Regions from separate parts of the Homo sapiens genome. Here region 1 is linked to region 2. A link is an interaction called in ENCODE POLR2A ChIA-PET data of the cell type or tissue named here. Cell type or tissue: CD4-positive, alpha-beta T cell. All regions are shown on one strand.

Region 1 (4,000 bases), 80 kb after region 2:
TAGGATCCTGGACTTTACAAGCATGCTATTCATATATTTGCTATATTGTATATATGTACTAGGGTACATACTCGTCTGGTTCAACATTAATGTATAAATGTTTTTATACTTCTTTGGCAATATTTAGATCTGTATTTGATTAGTTTCTTGATTGCTAACATGGTTTGCTTTTTTGTTTGTTTGTTTTATTTACAGCACAAAAAGGTTCAACCAATGCAGCACCACAGGAGAGGCATGAGAGCATGCCAGATGTATTAAAAATAGCTCAGTTTTTACAATTTTCTTTGATTCAGTGTCGAAAGGAATTCAAAAATATAAGCGCCATAAATTTTCATTCTGTTGTTGAAAAGTATGTAAGTGAATTTTTTAAGCGAGGTTTTGGTTCAGGTAAACGAGAGTTTATTATGTTTCCATATGATTCACGATTAGATGATAAAAAATTCTTATACTCAGCTCCCAGAAATAAATCCCATATTGATACTTGTTTGCATGCCTATATTTTTCGGCCTGAAGTGTATCAGTTACCTATTTGTAAATTAAAAGAACTATTTGAAGAAAATAGAAAACTTCAGCAGTTTAGTCCACTTTCAGATTATGAAGGTCAAGAAGAAGAAATGAATGGTACAAAAATGAAATTTGGAAAACGAAATAACTCAAGAGGTGAAGCCATTATATCTGGAAAGCAAAGATCATCTCATTCTTTGGATTATGATAAGGATAGAGTCAAAGAATTGATTAATTTAATTCAGTGTAGGAAAAAGAGTGTGGGTGGGGACTCAGACACAGAAGATATGAGAAGCAAAACTGTCTTGAAGAGGAAGCTTGAGGATCTACCTGAAAATATGAGAAAGCTCGCCAAAACCAGTAATTTATCTGAAAATTGCCATCTGTATGAAGGTAAAATATCAGATTGCTCTTATAACAGCCAAAAATAAAGTAGTTCTGTTCTTTCTTGTAGCAGAGGGGCGTATAAATTAAAGCCTGAGGGTCAAATTCAGCCTGTCCACTATTTTTGTAAAGAAAGTTGTATTTGAATACAGCCATGCCCATTTATTTATGTGTATGTAGCTGCTCTCATGCTGTCATGGCAGAGTTGGCACTGAGACTGTATGGCCCACAAAGCCTAAAATATTTGCTACCTGGCCCAGTACAGGAAACACTTTACAATTCCTGCCCTGGTACATCAGATTTCTAAATTGTTTGGTTTAGGTTAACATGACATAATAATACTAATCAGAACTCTTGTCCTTTTATATTCCTTTATTTTTTTTGAGACGGAGTCTTGATGTCTCCCCAAGGCTGGAGTGTAGTGGCATGATCTCGGCTCACTGCAAGCTCCACCTCCTGGGTTCATGCCATTCTCCTGCCTCAGCCTCCCGAGTAGCTGGGACTGCAGGCGCCTGCCACCATGCCCGGCTAATTTTTTGTATTTTTAGTAGAGACGGGGTTTCACCATGTGAGCCAGGATGGTCTCGATCTCCTGACCTCGTGATCCGCCTGCCTCGGCCTCCCAAAGTGCTGGGATTACAGGCGTGAGCCACCACGCCTGGCCATATTCCTTTATTTTTATAGTTGAAGAAGTATAATATCAGAATAGTAGTATCTTTTAGGCTGTTGCATAATGAAAAGGAACCTTCTGAATTTGAAAATAAAATATGCATACACATACTCTTTTCTACCCCAAGAATCCAGGAATATCTTTGGGTTTTTCTTTTTTTGTTGTTCTTTTTTCCTTTGTTTTGTTTTAGTTGACAGAAAAAGATAGACATGTAAGGCGCTTGTTTTAAGTGTGTTTGTTTCAATATTGCAAGTCAGCTAAAACACTTTTATCTAGATTTTTAAGATCTTCACACTACTAGTTGATAAGCACAGAATGAGTTCTTTTGCATTCATAGAAAGTTGACATAACAATCCACGTTTTGTGTTACTGTTGCTCCTCTGATTATGGCAGAACTGAATATTCTTATGCTTTTTATTAAGCAACTTGTCTCTTCAGATTCAGTGTGTCTTAGTCTAGGTTAGTCAGATCAGTGTCTTAGTCTAGGTTAGTCAGATCAGTGTCTTTTTACACTTTTGCTCTTAGCAATCTGTATTTGTATCCTCACTTTTCACTTTCCTGCTCTTTTTATTTATTTATTTATTTTTGAGACAAAATCTCACTCCGTCACCCAGGCTGTAGTGCAGTGGCTCAGTCTTGGCTCACTGCAACCTCTGCCTACCTGGTTCAAAAGATTCTCGTGCCTGAGTCTCCCCAGTAGCTGGAATTACAGGCACGTACTACTGTGCCTGGCTAATTTTTGTATCTTTAGTGGAGACGGGGTTTTGCCATGTTGGCCAGGCTGGTCTTGAACTCCTGACCTCAAGTGATCTGTCTGCCTCGGCCTCCCAAAGTGCTGGGATTACAGTCGTCAGCCACCATGCTCAGCCTGCTCTCCTTTTACTTCTTTTATTGTTATGGTATTCAATGTGGTAGCCACTAGCCATATGTTTTTATTTAAGTTTGAATTAAAATGAAATTAAAATACATTTCAACAACCACACCATTGTATTAGTACAGAGAGAGAACATTTCCATTATTGCAGAAAGTTCTATTTGACATTACTTTTCTTTGCAGTAACTATAATGATTTTTTCTTTAGTTAACCTGTGTGTCTCTTTCTCTTTGCAATGTTGTTACTCTTTGTCTGTGTTCTTTATCTCTTTGGTGGCCTTCCTGACTTACTACCTTCTTGCACCCGTTTCAGTATCATGTTCTTCTCAGTATTGCTTTGCTAATTTGCTACCAATCTCATCTTATATACTTGCTTTTTAAGGCTTTGTTATAGACTAGCCATGTCCAGCCATGTTTCCCACTGTTCTCTCACATGTCTTGGTTAAGGGTCATCTCTCTCTGCCTAGAGTATGTCATGGTCAGTCTTTTATTTCCCTCTTTTTTTTCCTGAAGTAGCTTCCATTTCTTTCAAGCCTTATATCTTTGCAGTTCATATTCTCCTCAGCTTTCTGTCTATTCTCCTTAATGGTCTCCTCTAGTTTATGCTGGATTTGCAATCTGTGCTGAACCTGTTAGCACTTACTGACACATACTGTCTTATCTTGTGACATGTCTTGAGAGCTCTGTTTACTATGTGCTAGGTACTTTATGTATATGAACTCATTTATTAATAGTTCTTGAGTGATAGGCATTATTATCCTAATTTTGCAGATGAGAAAATCATCTCAGATAAGTTAAATAACTTTACCAAAAGTTATGAAGTTAGTGGCACAATCCGAAGTCAGTTCTGACTGACTCCAAAGCATTGTTGACAACAAACTGCTGCATTTCCTGTCACTGAGCACATTATATGCACTCAATAAATAAGATACTTATTTTTTGGTACTGTTTTTGTTGGTAACTAATTCTGTGTATGTGAAAAAATAGTTGTGGGTAAAAATCAGGCTTCATCAATAATTAAAATGATGAGAAAGCCATACTAATTATAATAAACCAAATGAGAAATGGAGCAGAGGAAGAAGGGTAGAATGCTTAACTAAAACTAGTGACTATCAGACTTGCATTTTTAGGTGTTTCTTACTTATTTCTTTTTAAGTAATTTTGCATACTTTGTTTCTGAAGGTAGAGATTTCAAGGTTGTATTCTAACTTTTTTTTTTGTTTTTTTTTTTTTTGAGACGGAGTCTCGCTCTGTCGCCCAGGCTGGAGTGCAGTGGCACAATCTCGGCTCACTGCAAGCTCCGCCTCCCTGGTTCTCGCCATTCTCTTGCCTCAGCCTCCCGAGTAGCTGGGGCGCCCGCCACCATGCCTGGTTACTTGTTTGTGTTTTTAGCAGAGACGGGGTTTCACCGTGTTAGCCAGGATGGTCTCGATCTCCTGACCTTGTGATCCGCCCGCCTCGGCCTCCCAAAGTGCTGGGATTACAGGCGTGAGCCACCATGCCCAGCCATATTCTAACTTTTAAAACACCCTGATCTTGATTTGGTGGTGAGCCCAGTCATTTTATGAGG
Region 2 (4,000 bases):
TACAGGTACACACCACCACATCTGGCTAATTTTTAAATTTTTTGTAAAGATTGAAGTTTCACTATGCTGCCTAGGCTGGTCCTGAACTCCTGGCCTCAAGTGATCCTTCTGCCACAACCTCCTAAAGTGTTGGGATTACAGGCGTAAGCCTCTGAGTCTGTCCAAGAACTCATAATTCTAAAATCTGTTTTCTCAAGCATTCTCTATTCATTCACTTATTTATGTGTTCACTTTTAATAACTCTATCTGGAATCCATACTATGTATAAAGTCAAGTGGTAAGTCATAGTTGTTATAGAAAAGAAATGTTGAATCTCACTGCTAATATAGGTAACTGTTGAGGAACTTGAGGCTAAATAAAAGAAGGCAAATTTCACTTTGAAATTCTTACTGGAATTTCAGTCTACTTTAATTAAAATGATTAGTACTCTTTCTAGTCTGAGCACAGTGGCTATACCTCTAATCCTAGCAGTTTGGGAGGCCAAGGCAGGTGAATTACTTGAGCCCAGGAGTTCAAGACCAGCCTAGGCAACATGGCAAAACCTCATCTCTACAAAAGCACAAAAATTAGCCAGGCTTGATGGCATGTGCCTATAGTCCCAGCTACTCAGGAGGCTGAGTCGGGAGGATCCCTTGAGCCTAGGAGGCAGAGGTTGCAGTGAGCTGTGATCACACCATTGCACTCCAGCCTGGGTGACAGAGTGAGAACCTATCTCAAAAAAGAAAAAAAAGATTAGTACTCTGTCCCACAATGAGTGAGGTTTTTTAGATGAAAAGGCTAAACATTTTTAAGCTGTTAGTAGCCAATTCTCAATAGCACATTGGCCCAATAAGGCTGGTAGTTAGTCTTATCTTTACAATAAGCTCTCACCATTTTCTTTTTTTTCTTTTTCTTTTTTTTTTTTTTTTTTTTTTGAGACAGTCTCGCTCTGTCACCCAGGCTGGAGTGCAGTGGTGCGATCTCAGCTCACTGCAAGCTCCACCTCCTGGGTTCATGCCATCCTTCTGCCTCAGCCTCCCAGGTAGCTGGGACTACAGGCGCACGCTGCCACGCCCGGCTAATTTTTTGTATTTTTAGTAGAGACGGGGTTTCACCGTGTTAGCCAGGATGGTCTCGATCTCCTGACCTTGTGATCTGCCTGCCTCGGCCTCCCAAAGTGCTGGGATTACAGGCCTGAGCCACCACGCCCGGCCAGCTCTCACCATTTTCTTTAACATACTGTTAATTCCCAAATTTGGCAAGATATTCACATAAATAAATATAAGTCCAAATTTTTTCCCAAATGCAAAGTCGCTTCTCCTAATTTTTTTCTTCCTCCTCCTCCTCATCTTTTTTGTCCGTCCTCTTTTCTCACTGCTGCTTTGGCTATTCCCTCTGTTTTTCACTCCTATAATTGTACTGACTGTCAATGCTAAAGGATGTATCTTACAGTATATTAGAAGATGTTTGTACTGACATTTTGTGGGTTAGTACAAATGAGTGAGGGCTAAATGGTTTTTCTTCAGTCAATTTTCAAGATGTTATTTCACATACAACTAGATGTAATCCTTGCAGTCTAAATGAAAACTCATAAGCAATGAACAGAGCCAGAACTAGCAATTTTCTGTAAAATTAGAGCATGGTTTCAGCTTCTGGGTTGTGGTCACCGCCACTGACTGCTTTAGTTTCCATTCCCAGCACAGTCTGCGGCAGCTAAGAATGCACAACTCTTCATAACCACAGCCCTGTTTCAACAAAGACTGTGTGGCTGCAGGAAACTGCAACCCACCATCTTGGTGAAGAGCCTGTTCAACTTTCCATTTACATTCTGTCCATGTCCGTTTTTTACTAATTCTCCCAAAGCCTGAGGACTCTCAAAGATTTGGCAAAGAAACTGTCTGGCCAATCAGTTTCACTCACCTGGTTCCCCTTGGCATTGAGGAGAGAAGACACTGAATACCCCCCCTTATTGATGCAGCTGATTCAATTAATTCACACTAGCTTGTTTATTGACAGAATTCTAGAACTACACTATTGGAAGGGAAGAGGGTTACCCAAGCCCAAACCTACCAGTAAAAATCTGACAATCATCAAAATTTAAAACCTTGTCCGCATGAGCACACAGTGAGAAAAGGTGACCGTATTCACTGTACCTGAAGGGTATTGAGGGAAACAAGTTGGAAAAAAAAATGCTCATGACATCATATCTCCTTTCTCCAGGCTTGGTTCATATATCAGTCAGCTGCACAGACCTACCTAGTCAAAGCAGTTTTCAGTTGACGTGAGGGAATAGCAAGGAATTAGAAGTCATGCACTGTATCTTTAAGAGCTAATCACTTAGCCTAGGAAACTGGACATGCATTCCAAAGCTTGTCCACATGCAAACATACCTAGGTATTAATGAACTGTGCTCTCTCATCTGTGAAAGGTTTGAAAATGACATCCTACAAGTGTTTTATTCTCTGTTGCCAGGGACACTGGACCCTTCAAGCCCATTTAAATGTGAGACTGTATGTGAAATCACTTTTTAAAAAGATACTAAGAGCTAGTAGTTTTCATTGTTATTTAATAATCACTTTTAAATTTGTACATGTTGCCCAGGCATGGTGCCTTATGCCTGTAATCCCAGCACTTTGGGAGGCCGAAGAGGGCAGATCACTTGAGACCAGGAGTTGAAGATCAGTCTGGCCAACATGGTGAAACCCCGTCTCTATTAAAAATATGAAAAATTAGCTGGGCATGGTGGCAGGCGCCTGTAATCCCAGATACTCAGGAGGCTGAGGCACGAGAATCACTTGAACTTGGGAGGTGGAGGTTGCAGTGAGCACAGATTGCACCACTGCATTCCAGCCTGGGTAACACAGTGAGACTCTGTCTCAAAAAATAAAAAAAAATAAACCGTACATGTGAAATTTCTCAAAAGTGTGGCCTTGGCCTGGGTCTTTTTCATTCGTTGTACTATATACCTGGAGAGACTTTTCAATCCAGATAATTTGGAATTTTTTCTTGTATTTTTTTTTCTTACATATTTTCATTCCCACAATTTTCTATTTTCTCTTTCAGGAATTCCAGAAAGAGAGATGAACCTTCTGGATTTTATGCCTTAACTTCTGGATTGATTTTCAAATAGTCTTAATCTCTTTATTCTTACTTTTTATTTATTTATATTTTGTTCAACTCTCAAGGAGATTTCCTCACCTTTGTCTTCAGATCCTTCTATTAATTTGAGGAGAGGGTTGCCATCAGTTTTTTTTTCTACTATAAGTTTTTCTATCATTCTTTCTATACTTAAAGCACCCTTATTTTTATTTAATGAAGGCAGTGTCTTCTCTGAACTCTCAGAAGATGTCACAGTTCAGTTGAATTTTCCTTCATCTTTCATTGTTTATCTGGGAATAATAATGGTAATTAATAGGATTTGGGGGAGGATTCAATGTAGTAATACATCCAAAGTACTTAGAATGGGCCAGGCATGGTGGCTCATGCCTGTAATCCCACCTGTAATCCCAGCACTTTGGGAGGCTGAGGCGGGCGGATCACGAAGTCAAGAGATCGAGACCATCCTGGCTGACATGGTGAGACTCCATTTCTACTTAAAATACAAAAAATTAGCTGGGTGTGGTGGCGTGCCCATAGTCCCAGCTACTCAGGAGGCTGAGGCAGGAGAATTGCTTGAACCTGGGAGGTGGAGGTTGCAGTGAGCCGAGATCACACCACTGCACTCCGGCCTGGCGACAGAGCGAGACTCCGTCTCAAAAAAAAAAAAAAAAAAAACCTTAGAATGGGGCTATGCCCCGTATTTTTGTTTACTTCTCCAAATCCACTATGCACCCTGATTCACTCTTCTGTGTGTACTTCATCATGGGCTCTCCTGCCTGACGTTTCTGGTTTGGTTTGGCCCAGTGAAAATCCTGTCATTATATCAGTGAGAGGGAGAAGAGTGAGTTTAGAGTATTCATTCCTCCAGCTCCCACCTGGAGGATTTCCTTGGGCTGGTTGCATCTCTTATCGTGAGGTCACA

Evidence for each region. Peaks named below come from ENCODE experiments on the same cell type or tissue, not always from the same donor. Only the 100,000 strongest peaks of a DNase experiment are listed, where the experiment ranks them.
Region 1: POLR2A ChIA-PET joins it to region 2 with 5 read pairs; 2 of 35 experiments call an interaction of 5 or more read pairs at or near these places.

What each region holds. Positions count from the first base shown.
Region 1 is chr3:56,643,419-56,647,418 of GRCh38, reverse strand. It overlaps TASOR (transcription activation suppressor), which reads left to right. Exons shown (of 24, transcript NM_001365635.2): 14 at 196-897. Among named protein-coding and RNA genes, the nearest start is that of TASOR, 38 kb to the left of the region's middle. In CD4-positive, alpha-beta T cell, no CTCF peak of the experiment used is centred here; no DNase peak of the experiment used is centred here.
Region 2 is chr3:56,723,106-56,727,105 of GRCh38, reverse strand. No RefSeq gene overlaps it. Among named protein-coding and RNA genes, the nearest start is that of TASOR, 42 kb to the right of the region's middle. In CD4-positive, alpha-beta T cell, no CTCF peak of the experiment used is centred here; a DNase peak (open chromatin) is centred at 1,695; H3K27ac peaks cover 1,149 bases.